2 separate regions of the Mus musculus genome follow, and region 2 is linked to region 1. Evidence: chromatin loops called from intact Hi-C (ENCODE). Cell type or tissue: heart. All regions are shown on one strand. Each heading gives the region's core, and the rest is flanking DNA. Links, peaks and the distances in the headings are about the cores only.

Region 1 (8,344 bases), core at 345-8,344:
ATGATGAAGTCAAACAATCTTTATTTGCAAATGATATGGTAAGTGACTCTAAGAGTTCTACAAGGAAACTCCTATAGCTGAAACTTTCAGCAAGCAGCTGGAACAAAATGCAGTAGCCATCCTATAAACAAATGACAAATGGACTGAGAAAGAAATCAGGGAAACAACATCTTTCTAAATATCCTCAAATAATATAACCTATCCTGGAGTAACTCTAACAAGTAAGTAAAAGATTTATAGGATAAAAATTAAGACATTGAAAAATTTGAAGAAGATATCAGAAGATGGAAAGATTTCCCATGCTCATGGCTATAGGATCAACAGCAAAAATGGCCACCCTAGTAAAAGCAACCTATAGATTCCAGGCAATCCCCATCAAAATTCTAATACAATTCTTTGCAGATTTTGAAAAGACAATTTTTAGCTTCATAAAAACCACAGAAAGTCCAAGATAGATAAAACTATCCCGAATAATAAAAGAGCTGCTAGAGGTATCATATAAGAATGTACAGAGACTGAAGTAGCATGTGCAGGGCCTGCACAGGTCCTTTTCATATACATTATGGCTTCCAGGTTAGTATTTCTATGGGATTCCTAAGTGTGTGAACAACTGGGTCTCTGTTTCTTGTGCCTGCTCTTGGGCTCTTTTCCTTTTGTTTTTTGGTTCTGTCTAATTCCAGTGGGTTCGGGTTTTTTTTTTTATCTTATAATATTTTATTTAATTATTAAAACATTTCAAAAATCCAATATATCATTAGAAGCTGTCTTAGGCAGGGTTTCTATTCCTGCACAAACATCATGACCAAGAAGCAGTTGGGGAAGAAAGGGTTTATTCAGCTTATACTTCCACATTGCTGTTCATCACCAAGGAAGTCAGGACTGGAACTCAAGCAGGTCAGAAAGCAGGAGCTGATGCAGAGGCCATGGAGGGATGTTCTTTACTGGCTTGCTTCCCCTGGCTTGCTCAGCCTGCTCTCTTATAGAACCCAAGACTACCCAGAGATGGTCCCACCCACAAGGGGCCTTTCCCCCTTGATCACTAATTGAGAAAATGCCTTACAGCTGGATCTCGTGGAGGCATTTCCCCAACTGAAGCTCCTTTCTCTGTGATAACTCCAGCCGGTGTCAAGTTGACCCAAAAACTAGCCAGTACAGAAGCTCTCAGTGAGCTCTGCTGTTTAGGGATCTCCCAACGTATTTTTTTTTTTTTGAAGTACCGACACACCTGCTTATGTTCCTGCAACTTGAGGAACAGTGAAGGCAGTTGCATTGTAATGTGGCACAAAATTCAAATCCTGGAAGAGTTTCTTCAATGCTGGCAAATAAGAAATGAAGTTCAGGGAGGAAACACAGCCCATCAAATGTCTTTCTTATTCGTACATGCTTTTATTTTTAGTTGACAAAAACATCCTCAGAAATTACTCCCAGCTAGATGTAATACAGTCAATAGCCAAGACTTCTACTTTTTTTTTCCCAGATATGTAAAATTCATGAGAACCAACACAATTTCCCAAGGATTATCTGAGTTTTTGGCTGTGTGTGCATCAGAAGGGAATACAATACATATGTGACATGAATATACCTAAAAGCAGAGATTTTTTTTTACCATTTATTTAAAAAAAGCATGCAAATTTCCATCCTAGTAAAACGGCCATGCTCTTTTATTTTTACATAAAGAATTCCTTTTTGACCTAATAGTTCATACTTCAGGACATGGCATCTTCATTTTTTTTTTCAAAATTAATCAATGTTTTGATTTTAGAATCACCAATGCCAAGAATGCTATTTTGCATAAATATACAATTAAAAACAGTAGAAATATCTTGAAACTGTTTGAAAAATTCTTGGAAAAAAATCTGTCCTAATCCCACACCAAATTTCATTTAATGACTTTTTTTAAATGAAATTTCAGTCTGCAATTAAAATAGTGAGTTTTAAAAATCAAGTATTCTAAGGCACTATAATCCATATAACAATTTGATGATTACTAGCTAAGAAATGACACTAAGAAAATATAAAACGTGTTTTTTTAATTAAAGCATCATGTTCTTGTATATACAACAAACATATAACAATACCTCTAAGCTGAAGAACAGCAGCAGTTTGCTCACACTGCATGTTTATGAGAGCACACACAGTTCAAAGTGCACAGGTCCTGTGTTTAGGAGTGAGGCTGTAGGAAAGTCACAGGAGACAACACAGGTGATTGATGGCCAGAAACCCCTCAGCTCATTACACATTTGATTCTAAATTTATCTTTTGGTCATTATGTGTTCCAAAACCTTCCACTGTTGGCAAACATTTTGTGGCCCTCCATATTCAGTTTCATGACAACATAGGATAAATAGTACAAATGACAGTTTGGAAAGCTGCAACTTAGACACTTCATGCTCTCCAACTGTCAGGATTGTGGGAGAGGCCCTTATTGTTTTTGAAGGGCCAGTGGCTCTCCTTTAATTTCCAGTCCCCTTGCAATGCACACAAAACTGGAAAAACACATCTATTCTGATCTAAAACACAGAATTTCTAGCCTCATTCTGTTGCCTTCATGAGGTAACCAAGGAGGTCACGCTTACAATGCAGCTAAAGCATGCTTATACTTCCATCAGTATCCCAGGCGCCCATGGGACCCGCTGAAACCACTGAGCCTTGCTAGGCATGCTGCAGGAATAAAAATGACACTTTTGAGCCGTTGCCAAGATTTGAGTGCTATTTCCATCGTGGCACACATGGCCTGGCTTTGCCTTCCAGTACAGTGAGCATAGCCAACTTTGCCTTGTTTCTAATACCTACTGGTATTAAGTGCTACTGTATTCTGGGCACTAAGATAGAAGCTAGACATTCATTACCTCGGATGTCTAAGACATTTCCTGAGATAGAGCATATGAACAGATAATATATAATATAAATGATCTAAGGTGCCATCATAGCTGTATGTGTGTGTGGCACCCTTAGATTATAAATATTAGATGAATCAAAAGTATCAATATTATATTGTAAGGGGAATTTTATTCTTCTCTTCTTCTCTGCTAGAAAGCTGTGTGTCTGAGCTAATGCCAGCGTCTCCACCATATTCTCTGGATGCAAGGCCTTGCTGTCTTCCAGGATTTCTATTCTATTACTTTTCTGAAGAAGGATTCTCTCCGCATCTATTCAATTGGACCTCCCAGTGGTATCATACATTGCTTAGTTTAACAGAAGCCCTCCTTTCACCCCTCTTCCCGGCTCAAATGCTGCTTCCTCTCTTCCTGGGTCCCTCTGCACTTACTGTCTCGAATGCTGATGCTCAAGGGATGCTTTTCCCTCAGCGTCTCCAACTTCCTACTCCAATACTGTTTCCTCTTCCATTGCCCCAGCAAACCGCTCTTTTTATAACACAGAGAATGATCACCATATTTCTAACTTCAGAAGGTAATTCGGTGTCATTTAATTTGTACACATTATGTGGACAATTTGATTATACTCTTGTTTGGTGCAGTATTTTCCAGTCTCTCTCTCTCTCTCTCTCTCTCTCTCTCTCTCTCTCTCATCACCTTTTAAGCCTTATAACCCATTGCTAGGATATCATACTTCGGCATTCTTCACGATTCACCTTAGATTCCTTTGTCCTTCCCTTTCCTTCTTTCACCTGTTCCCGAGACTGCCATGATAGCGTTGATCCAGGAGTTCCATAAGTGTCTGGCTCCATCTGGACCTTCTGTGCATCAGTTGCTTGCTGTGCTCAGCAACTCCACCTGACTTTCCTATGTGTTCAAGGGCTGAGCTCACTATCTCTTCCATTACCTTACTGACCTAACTCTAACCTCCTCTGCTCCTTGCATAGCACTTCCCATCTCTGTAAACGGCACCACCCTTGCCTAGATACTTATGTGAGAAACCAGCGTGGAAGTGCTCAGCACTGACTTATGCTCTGAAATTTATTTTTAGAAGTCAATGAAATAACAGGATAAGCAAAGAAAGTCTTTAAATATTCTGATTTTTCTCATCATGATTGTTATGAGCCTTTAGACATGAGTATTAAGTTCTCCTCAAAATAAGTTAAGTTACCTTTTTTGTTCCTTTCTGCTGATGTAAGTTATATGATAGGTCAGCATTTTCCAAGAGTTGACAACTAGACACCATTTCCTGTGTGCCAAAATACTGAACTTCGGGCAGCCTGACCACTTTTGTACCTAAATACCTGTAATAGCCTTTGAATTGCCTCTCAGTGCTCAAACTGCTTGTCAGAAAAGCAGCCCAAACAGGTAGAATCACTTCAAGAACATGCATAACTGGTCCTTTCCTATCACTTCTGAGCTTAAAGCTCCTCCATGACTTTCCATAGTCTTTAGGATAAAGCGTCCGATTCTGTGGACATGCCATCTCACCTCGAACCAGCCTCAGCAAGGTCCTGGGAGGAACTGATCACTTTATCAGTCTTTGCATACAGTTAACTATGTCCAGACTTCTTTAATTTCATTCAGTTTCTTTGGCTTCAGACCTTCCTGACTTTGTCGTCATCAGACAAGCTTTTGTCTTTCTTAAATCCCTGTTCCCAGGTCGGTGCTCCTTGCTAAGCATCTTTACTAGAATCTCATCCTCAACTTTAGTTTGTACACAAGTGATTGGATTCTATTCCCTCTTTCCTTCCTAATAAAAGTGCCCTGAGTAAGTGTAGGTAATAACTCTCGAATTCTGGGAGCCTTAAATTCAGTTGTGCTTGATTGAGACCCAACTACCTCAGGTATACAAATGGACTCATCCTGGAAGATTTTCTTCCTATTTATTTTATTGTGGCCAACTATTATGGGTGGAAAACCAAGGTTTATCCAGAAAAATATAATATTTCAGAGGAAATTGTATAGATCTTGGCCCTTTAGTTTTATAGGAGATGCAGGCGGACTGTTTAGACCTCAGGCTAAACAACCTGAACTGTGCTTCTCTTCCTATGTTTAATTGGCATATCCGCAAACAGGAATGGCATTATTCAACTTGCATGATTGTAATAACATTTATTACGACCATTTATTCAATAAGGATCTAATGTGTGCATCGAGTATATTTGTTTTGTTCCTAGGATTGCAAATGACATTTGGGATGTAAACCGCCTAGTACCTTGCTGTGTTACAGATTGTTAGTCCTAGTGTGTTGTCAAAGCTGTGCGTTGACGTTTGCATGAGTCACAGAAGTTAGGGCTATGTGAGACATGATGTTGTCACCATATCCCCTCTAGGTCCCTGCATGGCCAGGATCCCTTCAGAAGTAGATGCGCTCCAGAGTCTGCAGCATGGCCGCTTCCAATCGCGACCGCTAGAGGGTGTGCGGTCGCTTACCGCCGCGACCATGGCATCTGCGCTTGCGCCTCACTGACACAGCTTCCGCCAGCCTCCTTCCAAAAGCCTTTCGCCCCTCCCCGCCCCGCAAGGCTCCGCCTCCGTTGCCCCTAGCGTCTGTTTGTTGACTTCCGGGAGCACAGTAGTGGTCTATGCCAAGAGGGTCGCGATGGGGGTCCCAGGGGGTAGGGCAGCACCTTAGGCTCAATCGAGTCGCCCCTGCTATCTTTCCGAAGCAGGCACAGATTCCGTTCGCAGGCTTCGGCATGGCGGAATCTGAGTCACTGGTGCCCGGTGAGTCGCGCGCCCCCAGTCGTGGCGGCTGGCCTGGAGGGAGGGTCCGCGGGCGGGCGGGCGGGCGACAGGCCAGGCCCCGCCTCCGAGCCGGCCCCGTAGTGGTACAGGCCGCAACCTGAGCCTCAGTCAACCGCCTTAGATTTGCGTTTGGGAATAAATAAATTCCCTTTGTCGGGCTGGAGGAAGGGACAGGGACATGAGGGACCCTGTGTGTGTTATTAGCAAGCTGAAATAATGGCTTTTCTTGGAGGCGGCGGCAGCCATTATTCTCTCGCGAAGCATCCCAGGGTCTCTAAACATTTGAGCAAGCGGATGTCCCCAGGACCCGGTTAGGTACAGAATTCAGTAACGAGTGGAATGCGGGGTGAAAGGTTAAAAAGAATGGAAGAAACGAACTGGATAAAGAGAGGAGGGCCTTCGGTGAATTTTTTTTTTTTTTTAAGACTGACTGTCGTGAAGTCTTTTAAAATTATGACTCCGTACGGCTTCCGTACCGGGTAGCCCAGGTAGACATTTCCTGGAGCAGCATTTATTATAAGCGTAGAGTTATAGAGTTGTTCAGCTAAAATGGTGGTCATAATCTACTGAACTGGTTTTTGCATATACTCTAATGGGCTGTTACTAGCATTATGAAAAATAACCACTATATTTGAGCAGAATTGGACATTTAAATATGTATTGCACTTTCTGCTGTGGTCTTGGCTCAAACAGAATTTGATTCTACACCACTTGGAGCTCATACCTTAGTGAGGGTGCAAGAAAATAGTTACAATAGGCTTGACATTAGTTGGCAGAGGACAGAAAGGAACCACCCAACCTTGGTTTTTGGGTTAGGGGAGTGTCTGAAGAGAGATTCTGGGGAGCCAGAGTAAACACCGTTAAATAATTCCTTGTAGGGAAGCCTTGAATCATTTCGAGGTCCTTGCCTCCCAAGGCTCAGTGACTTGAGTCGAACTGGCTTGCTTCAAGCTTGTTCTCAAGTGGTTTAGTCCCGTGCACATTGATATATATTATTAATATTTACATTCAGTATGCTTTCTCTGGAAATTTCCCCCAAACTGGGTCTGACTTTCTATTTGAGTGGTGTGTGTGTGTGTGTGTGTGTGTGTTTAAATAGTTACTTGGAAATGTTAATGGATATTTAGTCTTTTGAAAATGATACTGGTCCAAGTCTGTGAATATTCCTCAGATCAGACAATGGCAGTTGAAGAATGTCAAATCTCAGCCTCCATCTCCAATCCCCATGGACTGATCCGTAGCTTGAACTCTCATTTCTTCTCAATGGGAACAGGAATACCCGAGGTGTTTCCGTAGTAAAACCTGGGTAATATGCTATCTTTCACACTGAAAGTATTGAAAGCTGTGTTTGATTTCCTACTCAGCATTCTAGTGATGTGAAAATGGTGGTAGAGTGATAAATAGTGTAGAAGGGAAGTTTTCTGTTTGAAACTTAGCACAAACTTCAGTGTAACTGATATTTCCTAGAGGAACGTCTTGTGCAATGGGTATAAGTAGCAAGGAAAACCTACACTATCAGTAATACAGTTGAGCAAATAAAATACTTATCAATAAATATTTTGGTAGCGAATCAATTAGAGAGATTGCTGTGTAGAGCATAATTAATTGCCATATGGCCTCTATTCATTGCAAGATTCTGAGAAACCAGTAATTTCCAATGTTTGTAATAGGACTTTACAGAGGTAGCCATCAGTTAATACATTGGAGATTACAGATTCTGTACTAGATTCCTTATTATAAAAGAGAGAATACAACCCTGTGTTTACAATATTGTAAATAGATTGTGTACAACAAACCTTTTCGTACCTGTGTTAAATTCAAGGCATAAGAATGTGTATTGGTATTTTAAACACCATTTAGAAATAACCATAATGATTAAAGGAGGAAGTTAAGGTTGGGTAAAGTAACCCATTGAGTATTGTATTAAGTATTAGATTAGGAATTTGAATACATGATTACCCTCCCATTTTAAAACATTTTCTCTCTCCCTTATCTCACTGTGTGTGCCAAATTTCTGGGAGTCTTTTCATTCTTATATGGGTGCTGGGGCTCATACTCTGATTGTGGTCTATTGACTTTTAAAGCCTTGTATAGGTTCCCATAGTGCAAGTGAAACAGTATGTAATAATATGCTTATGTCTGCCCTGCACCTAGCTTTAATGGACAGTCGCAAGCATTGTCAGTAAGAGTTTGGCATTTGTAGTAACATCCCTCCCTTGTATGCAAACACTGGCAATCCCTTGGAAGGGGTAAAGAAATTCCAAACTCACTTAGACCCTTCCCATGAATTTCCTGTGGTATTAACGAAAAAATGTGATACTGTTTCAGTTCTGAGTGTGGGGAAAATGTCCTTAGTCAGGGACCAGACTGTGGGGTCTTAACCAGAGTGAGTAGAGTTGTGTTTAATAAAATTCTTTTCTGCCTAATGTTAGGAACTTTTACACTTAACAGAGTCAGCTCATACATAGAAGGACAAAGTAACGTGCTTCAACACAGAAAGATACATTTGAAAAGTCTGATTTTTTTCTCTTACTTCTAGTTTTATGTCTAAAAAATATCAGCTCATTCGGGAGTTGGCTGTCCATCGAGTGTCAGCAGAACAATTAGTAATGGATGATGCTTATCTTGTCATTGTATATATTTACGTCATATCACTCAAGGAATAGCACATATTCAAATTAACAGATGTCATAGATGAAACTAAAATGAAGTCTGAG
Region 2 (8,344 bases), core at 53-8,052, 180 kb after region 1:
GTATACAAGGGGATTCACATGGATTCCATGTAAGTACTGGACGATTTGATATCACAAGTCGAATGACTGTTGGGATCCTGGAACCAATCATTCCTGAGTTTGTGAATGAACAAGCATGATGGGCCAGTAGGGCTGTATTCTTGACTGCACCCCACCCAGAGAGGTGACAATTCAGAGGTTGTACATCAGACCCCTTTTCAGATATTTCTATTTTTAAATGATTGAGCCTAGAAAAAAAATCACACATTGGCATTTAATAAACAATTAGATTGTACTCCTAGGCGAATATTTGTACACATTTCTGGTATCACTTCGGCCTATAATCTATTCTTTTTTTTTTCCTTAAAGCTTTCCCTCCTTTCTTTTTTTTTCCTTTTTTTTATTAGGTATTTAGCTCATTTACATTTCCAATGCTATCCCAAAAGTCCCCCATAACCTCCGCCCCCACTCCCCTATCCACCCATTCCCACTTTTTGGCCATGGCGTTCCCCTATACTGGGGCATATAAAGTTTGCATGTCCAATGGGCCTCTCTTTCCATTGATGGCCGACTAGGGCATCTTTTGATACATATGCAGCTAGAGTCAAGAGCTCCGGGGTACTGGTTAGTTCATAATGTTGTTCCACCCATAGGGTTGCAGATCCCTTCAGCTCCTTGGGTATTTTCTCTAGCTCCTCCATTGTTCTTAAACAAAATAGTGAAATTATAGAATGCTCAAGTTCCAACATATAGTGCCTGAAGACAGGCAGTAGGGTAAACAATATTCTCACAGAAGATTAGGCAGAGTAAACGCCAACCCTTGAATGGATTTGAATTCTATGTAGAAAACTGTATCATTTTCCTCTTTTACAGTAAAAACCACTCTTTAACTACTGCTTCATTTATATGTATCAGATTAAAGGAATACAACACAAATAGTGGATAAATGTCAAATGATAATGACCTTTACAAACTGCCCTGTGCCCATGGGATAATAGCAGGAAAGGAAGTTACCTGACTTATTCAAAGCATTCTTTCTGGTCACTTTGTATCACTTTGACCCTCACCCAAAATACACAGATTATTTGAAGATGAATGGATACCCAGATGACCTGTTATGTTTCAAAATAAAACACTCTATAAGAAAACGCAGGAAACACTTCAACATTATCAATTGCTATCTCTAGAATACAGGTTTCTCCATTAGCAGTTCACATGTGTATTTTTTTTTTAAATACACATTTCAAACTCCTTGAAAGAAACAGCTAGAACTAGGGAGTTAGATCAGATCAGTTGGTAAAAGCGCTTGCTTGTTGTGTAAACTTGGGTACCTGAGTTCAACTTCCAGCATCCATGCGAAGAGTCACAATTCTTAACCTCAGGTTTTCACATGCCAGGATACATATCTATATGTATATAACAACCTACTGCATGAATCTACAAACACACACACACACACACACACACACACACACACTCCTGACTTTTAGTTGTCACATGTTATCTCATGTGCATGTGTTATGTGTGTATGTGTTAGAGTGTGTGTATGTGTGTGTGGGAGAAAGAGGCAGAGACAGAGAGAGAGAGAGAGAGAGAGAGAGAGAGAGAGAGAGAGAGAGAGAGAGAGAGAAAGAGAGATACAGGATACATGGGTACACTCTTGGGCATATGTGTTCAGGAAAAAACTGGAAAGTTAAATGAGCTGGTCAGATAGAAAACAACACCTGCTCAGTAGATGACAGCTGAAATCCCAATTCAATTCCTTAAAGTTAGCAGGCCAGCTTAGAACCTGTCATGACTCCCAAAACACACCTGCCTATCTCAGCAATCACTTAGAAAGGCAAACAGTTTGTTTTTAGAATCTGGGTCACCCCATCTGGCTTTTTATTGAGACTTACCTCATCACTTTTCAGTTGCTATGATTTTTCTGACTTCTTCATCTTTTAAAGTAAAAACACTACACATTTTATATCTTCATTTAAGCCTCCTCTCACCTCTAACCCTACACAGGTATGTATTATAATATGCCTTGAGTAAAGCCCCCAAATCTAAAGTTTGTCTTCTTATAAGTGATGACTTTCTTCTAGTTTGCTATCTTTTGATTGTCCTTAATCTTTTGAGAAGGTGTATATTTTTTTTTATCCAAATATGGTTATTTTCTATAGGAGACTAGTTAAGTAGGAGTTTCTTAACCTTTATCAGAAAGTTGCTAAACAGTGAACTAGGATCTGGAAAAACTCAGTAATTGCCACAGAACCACAGATTTGACCACCACAAGCCTTCAGCTATTGGATTTGAATATAGACTGCTGGATGATGGAGAAGAAAGGCAGTAAAGTATTCAAAGCTTGTTGGACAAAGTCCAGGGTGTGGCTATCCAGATTGTTCCTTTATTATTGCAATTACATTACTCCTAAACTTAGTGGCCTAAAGCAACAATTGTTTTATTACCTCACAATTTCTGCAGGCTGGAGATTTTAGGGGAGACTTAGCTTGCCAAGTCTGTACTGAAGTCTCTGATGAAGCTGAAGTCACTTCATCTGCTATGACAGTCATCTGAAGACTTGTCTGGGCTAGGATATCAACTTCCAGAGTGGCTATCACATGACTGATTTTTGGACAGTACCTCTGTTCTTGCCCACGTGGACTTCATCACAAAGTGCTGTATTATTCTCAGAACTCCACAGTTGGTTTCCTCTAGTGGAAGTGACCTGAGTGATCAAAATAGAGGGAGACTTTCCATGAACAAGAAAAGAATTACAGATTACAAAGGAATGTGTAAAATTGGGAAAGACTTGCTATTGACTTTCAACTAAGAGATGTTAACAGTTGAAAGGAAGATCACCTCCTAACCCTTCACACACAGTGCCACTTCCTACTGACTAAGCATTCAAATCTATGAGCCTACAGGCTTTCCTTTTTATTGTTGTTATTATTATTTTCTCATCATCATTACCTCAGATTTCTGTCCCTCTATTCCCTTCCCTGAGACTCATTCCTCCTCCATTTACTTTCAATAAAACTGAGAAAGCCTCCCAGGGATATCAACTGAATATTGCATAATAAGTTATAATAAGAATAGATACAAATCCTCATCTCAAAGCTGGATAAAGCAATTCAGAAGGAGGAAAATAGTTCCAACCTCAGGAAAAAGATTCAGATTGCTGTCATCTGGCATTAACACGGTTGGGAATCCCACATGAATGCAAAATTACATAAACATACATATATGTGAAAGAGCTAGGTCAGACCCATACAGCCCTCATGTTTGTGACTTCTGTCTTTGTGAAGTCTTATGAGCCCCTTCATACCTGACTCTGTGGGCTTTGTTCTCCAAGGTGTCTTGGAACCCTCTGGCTCCTATAGTCCTTCCTCCTTCTCTTCTGCAGGATTCCCCTGGCTCCACCTAGTGCTTGGGTATGGATCTGCATCTGCCTCTCTGATGACAATTGGGTTAGACATTGATCTATGATAGGAGAATATCATTAGGAATTATTTCATTGACAGTTTTTTCTAACTAGTAATATTTTAATTAAAATAAGCAGATAAATTTGATTGATGATTTAATACCTTGACTATTCATTTTGTGTGAAAATTTTCTTTTTTGTTTCCAAGTTCAAATTATGCTTATATGATTTCAGCTTTTGCACTCTAATGACTGTAAATATTTTCTCAATTAGCATATTGTTACTTAAATTTTGAAAGTCTATTCTAGCATAATATTGCTATAATGGATTGTCAATATTTTATCTTGTCCAGTACTGGACCTTATTTTATGATAGCACATATTTTACTTCACCGATGATTCTCAAATTTTAGAATCACTAAGAGGGATTTTTTTAAAAAAGATTTTCAAGGAGCAATGTTTATTTGGTTTGTAATTCTGAATATTTCAAGGGAAATTTAAAAGTATTGGTTTTTGCTCTGGTGAGAACTTGATGTTAGTAGCATCATGATGTTGGGACAGCATGTGAGAAGAGACCTCATGCCAACACATGTAGTCAGAGAAATTAGTGTCCAAATTCACAACACAGATGGCCTCTGAGTATCTCAGAAGTGTCCACTTCTTAAAGATTCAATTCTAACTTCCACCTCACACCAGTCGGAATGGCTAGGATTAAAAATTCAGGTGACAGCAGATGCTGGCGAGGATGTGGAGAAAGAGGAATACTCCTCCATTGCTGTTAGGATTACAAGCTGTTACAACCACTCTGGAAATCAGTTTGGCGGTTCCTCAGAAAATTGGACATGGTACTACCGGAAGATCCAGCAATACCTCTCCTGGGCATATACCCAGAAAATGTACCAACTTGTAATAAGGACACATGCTCCACTATGTTCATAGCAGCCTTATTTAATAATAGCCAGAAGCTGGAAAGAACCCAGATGTCCCTCAACAGAGGAATGGATACAGACAATGTGGTACATTTACACAATGGAGTACTACTCAGCTATTAAAACAATGACTTTATGAAATTCTTAGGCAAATGGATGCATCTGGAGGATATCATCCTGAGTGAGGTAACCCAATCACAAAAGAACACACATGATATGCACTTACTGATAAGTAGATATTAGCCCAGAAACTTAGAAGACCCAAGATACAATTTGCAAAACCCATGAAACTCAAGAAGAAGGAAGACCAAAGTGTGGATACTTCGGTCCTTCTTAGAATGGAGAACAAAATACCCATGGAAGGAGTTACAGAGACAAAGCTCAGAGCTGAGTTGGAAGGACCATCCAGAGACTGCGCCACCCGGGGATTCATCCCATAAACTGTGGATCAATGGGCTATGCACAGACAGCCTGGTCTCCAGTCAAGCTTAGGTCTTGAACCCCGGTGGGATCTGGTGGGTGGTAATTTCCACCTACATGGGGCGGAAGGCATGCGATCATGTCTCCTGGATCCCTGGCTCCTGTCAAAGTTACTGCTCCCACAGCCCCCACAAGAGAGGCATGTGGCTAGTAGTCCCGTAGACAATGTTCCAAGCTTCTGGCCTTCTGGCTAGACTCTTCCACACAGTCAGGTAGGAACAGTACCAAGCCTTCCCACATGCAAATAAGGTTTTCCCCAAACTCTCAGTCCAATCCAATGAGAGGTACCTGCTGTCGAACCCTGAATCACCCCCAGAACTGTATATAAATCCATCCAGGGAATTAAAGGTGCATGTGAACTACTCCTTCATCTGAGTCTTTTGTTCCAAGAGCTGTATGTAACACTTGGGAAGAAATCTTCTCCCCTGAAGAATCACATGAAGTCCCGTCACAATACTCACTGGATAGTTGGCTTCTCATTGTTCCAGCCAGACCTGACTCAGTTCAGAGCAGCTAGGAGTTACTGAGTGACCTGGAAGGCACGGCAGAGACTTCGTCTCCCTGCCTGCACTCACTTCCCTTCACTGGAACTCTTGCACCAGACCTGGACAGAGATCTCCATTGAAAACCTCTGGTACCCACAATAAACAACCACCAAACCCAGGCACTATTGCATATGCCAGCAAGATTTTGCTGACAGGACCCTGGTATAGCTGTCTCTTGTGAGGCTATGCCAGTGCCTGGCAAATACAGAAGTGCTCACAGTCATCTATTGGATGGAACACAGGGCCCCCAATGAAGGAGCTAGAGAAAGTACCCAAGGAGCTAAAGGGGTCTGCAACCCTACAGGAGGGATTATTTTTTATTCACTTCATATTCTAATCACTAATCCCTGACACCAGCTCTTACCTCACACAGTTCATCCTCATATTCCCCATCCTCTTCTTCTCTGACAGGGTGGATTCCTCACTTCTCCCACCCCCGCCACTGGGTATCCCTACCCTGACACATCAAGTCTCTGCAGGGCTAGGCAGGCCCTCTCCCATGGAGGCCAGACAAAACACCCAATTAAGGGAAGATATTCCACATACAGGCAACAGCTTTGTGGATTGCACCCACTACAGTTGTTAGGAGACCCACATGGAGAATGAACTGCTCAAGCCTATGTAAGCTCTGTAGTTGGCGATTCATTTTCTGAGATCCTCTATGGGACCAGGTTAGTTCACTCTGTATATTTTCCTGAAGAATTCCTATCTACTTTAGGACCCTCAATCTTTCCCTCAACTCTTCCATAAGAGTCCCTGACATATATCTAATATTTGGCCATAGGTCTCTGCATCTGTTTCAACTTTTGGGTGGAGTCTCTCAGAGGACAGTTATGCTAATCATCTACATCAAAGCATAACAGAGTATCATTAACAGTGACAGGGATTGGTACTTGCCCATGGGATGTGTCTCAAGTTGGGCCAGTTGATGGTTGGACATCTCTAAGTCTCTGATCCAACTTTGTCCCTGCATTTCTTGGAGACAAGATAATTTTGAGTAGAAAGTTTTATAGGTAGGTTTCTGTTCTTATCTCTCCAATAGGGTTCCTGCCTGGCTACAGGAGGTGGCCCCTTAGGTACAAGATCCACACTGCGGCGAGTCTCAACTAAGGTCACCCTTATGGACTCCTGGGAGCCTCCCCCATCCTAGATTTCTGGTACATTCTCAAATACACCCCACCCCATCCCCAACCTAACATGCTGCAGATTTCTATTCATTCTTCTGGCCCTCTGGCTCTCTCTCCTGTCTCTCCCAACACATGATCCTGAACCTCTCCCCCTGTTTACGTCCCCATGCCATCTCCCACCCAGTACCCTCCATCCATCTGCCTCATATGAGTATTTTATGAGTATTTCTAAGACAGGTGGACAATAACCTGGAATTGTGGGCCACATAAACCTTTTTCTGTTGCTTTTTGTTGGGATAATTGCAACAGCAACAGAAATGAAACCAGAACCCAGGGGTAGCACTGGGACCATGCCAGAGAAGGACAGTATTAAGTACTAGAGAGGGGGTTCTGATTTAATATCTGATTAAAGGATCTGCATCAGCCCCAAGAAACTTCCCCTCCTGTAGTATTATTGTTTTCAATTTTGACAGACAAAGCTTTCTCCATTAGTCTGAGGGTTCCCCATCTCTAAGACTGGAGGCCATGGAAAGTGGATGTGATAACTATGAGGAGCCATACTTACTAGGAAATAAAGGTATCCATAATCAGCTGCAACCACAGGCATATGAAGGAAGCCATTTATTGCTAGGAAAAGAGGCAGCATTGATTAAAACTATACCACCAAGCAGTAGGAAATGATTGAAACCCTCAGCATAGGTGTGGGAAAGAAGATGACTCCATCTTCTGCTGTCTGAAAAAACAGATACACTCTCCATGGAGAAAAAAAAAAAAACAAAAAACAAAACCAGACTTCCAAGTGAATTTGTAGTTGTAACTTAGGGAAATAAAATACACACAAAACAAACAATATTCCCAAGTAAAGAGTAAGCATAGAAAGAGTATCTTGACTTAGCTAAATATAAGTGCTTTGAGAGGATTAAACCCAAGCTTATATTTGCATAAGAGACTAATAGTAACTATTACTAAACACTCTTTGGATTGGTCCACACATATACCTTCATTTGAATAAAATGCCTATACCATCAGCAAAAGTAAGCAATGTGTTGAATGGTGAAAATATAATCCTTCATTTGCATAGGAGGCATTTTGTGATTGGTATAAAATGAATAGTGATATTGGTCAAAACATAAGGCTTCATTTCTATAAAATGCTTATTTCAGTTGGAGAATGGTTTCATTGGTGAAAACTTAGTTTTTCATTTCCATAGTTATGCTATTCTGACTGGTTTGAAAGTGAGTTTCATGATTGGTCCAAATATAAGTCTCTGTTTACATAAATTGCTGACATGTCAGTGATCAAATGGAGAATGCCAGTGATTGGTGCAGAGTCCTTCTGGCATGTTAGCTCTGTCATGACTGGTTTAAAAATGACTGGTATAATTGGTCCAAATACAAGCCTTCATTTGCATAAAATGGTTATTCTTGACAGTGATAAATACAGAATACTCTAGTGCATACATGGTCCTTCATTTGCATGGTAAGGCTACTGTGGCTTGGCTAAAATTTAGTGCTGTGATTGGTTTTACCTCAACCCTTCATTTGCATAAGAATATTGGTTTAAACTGGTACAAAACACTCTTTGTAGTGGTACAAACAAAAACCTTCATTTAAACATGACACATATGTCACCAGTAACAGTAAATATAGCTTTGACTGATAAAAACATGGTCCTTCATTCGCAAATTAAGGCTATTGTGAATTGTTGAAAAATGAGTGTTGTGATTGGTCCAAATACAAGCCTTCTTTTAAATAAAATACTTATTTCTGTCTGTGATTAAAAGAAGAATACTACGATTGGTACATACTCAGTCTGTCATTTCCATAGCAAAATTAAATGGCCTTGATTTATTAACCATATTTTGGGGTAGAGAATATGA

Evidence for each region. A loop is a pair of places that touch in the nucleus more often than their neighbours do. Peaks named below come from ENCODE experiments on the same cell type or tissue, not always from the same donor. Only the 100,000 strongest peaks of a DNase experiment are listed, where the experiment ranks them.
Region 2: a loop joins it to region 1, with 2.7 times the contacts of the local background. A loop is called at or near these places in 2 of 42 quality-filtered maps.

What each region holds. Positions count from the first base shown.
Region 1 is chrX:10,213,814-10,222,157 of GRCm38, reverse strand. Rpgr (retinitis pigmentosa GTPase regulator) reads left to right here and starts at 5,363. Exons shown (of 17, transcript NM_011285.2): 1 at 5,363-5,606. The coding sequence starts at 5,465. In heart, for the core only: a CTCF peak has its summit at 5,279; a DNase peak (open chromatin) is centred at 5,417; H3K4me3 peaks cover 1,473 bases; H3K27ac peaks cover 863 bases.
Region 2 is chrX:10,029,912-10,038,255 of GRCm38, reverse strand. It overlaps Srpx (sushi-repeat-containing protein), which reads left to right. Exons shown (of 10, transcript NM_016911.5): 10 at 1-279. Among named protein-coding and RNA genes, the nearest start is that of Srpx, 84 kb to the left of the region's middle. In heart, for the core only: a CTCF peak has its summit at 3,402 (motif pointing left); no DNase peak of the experiment used is centred there.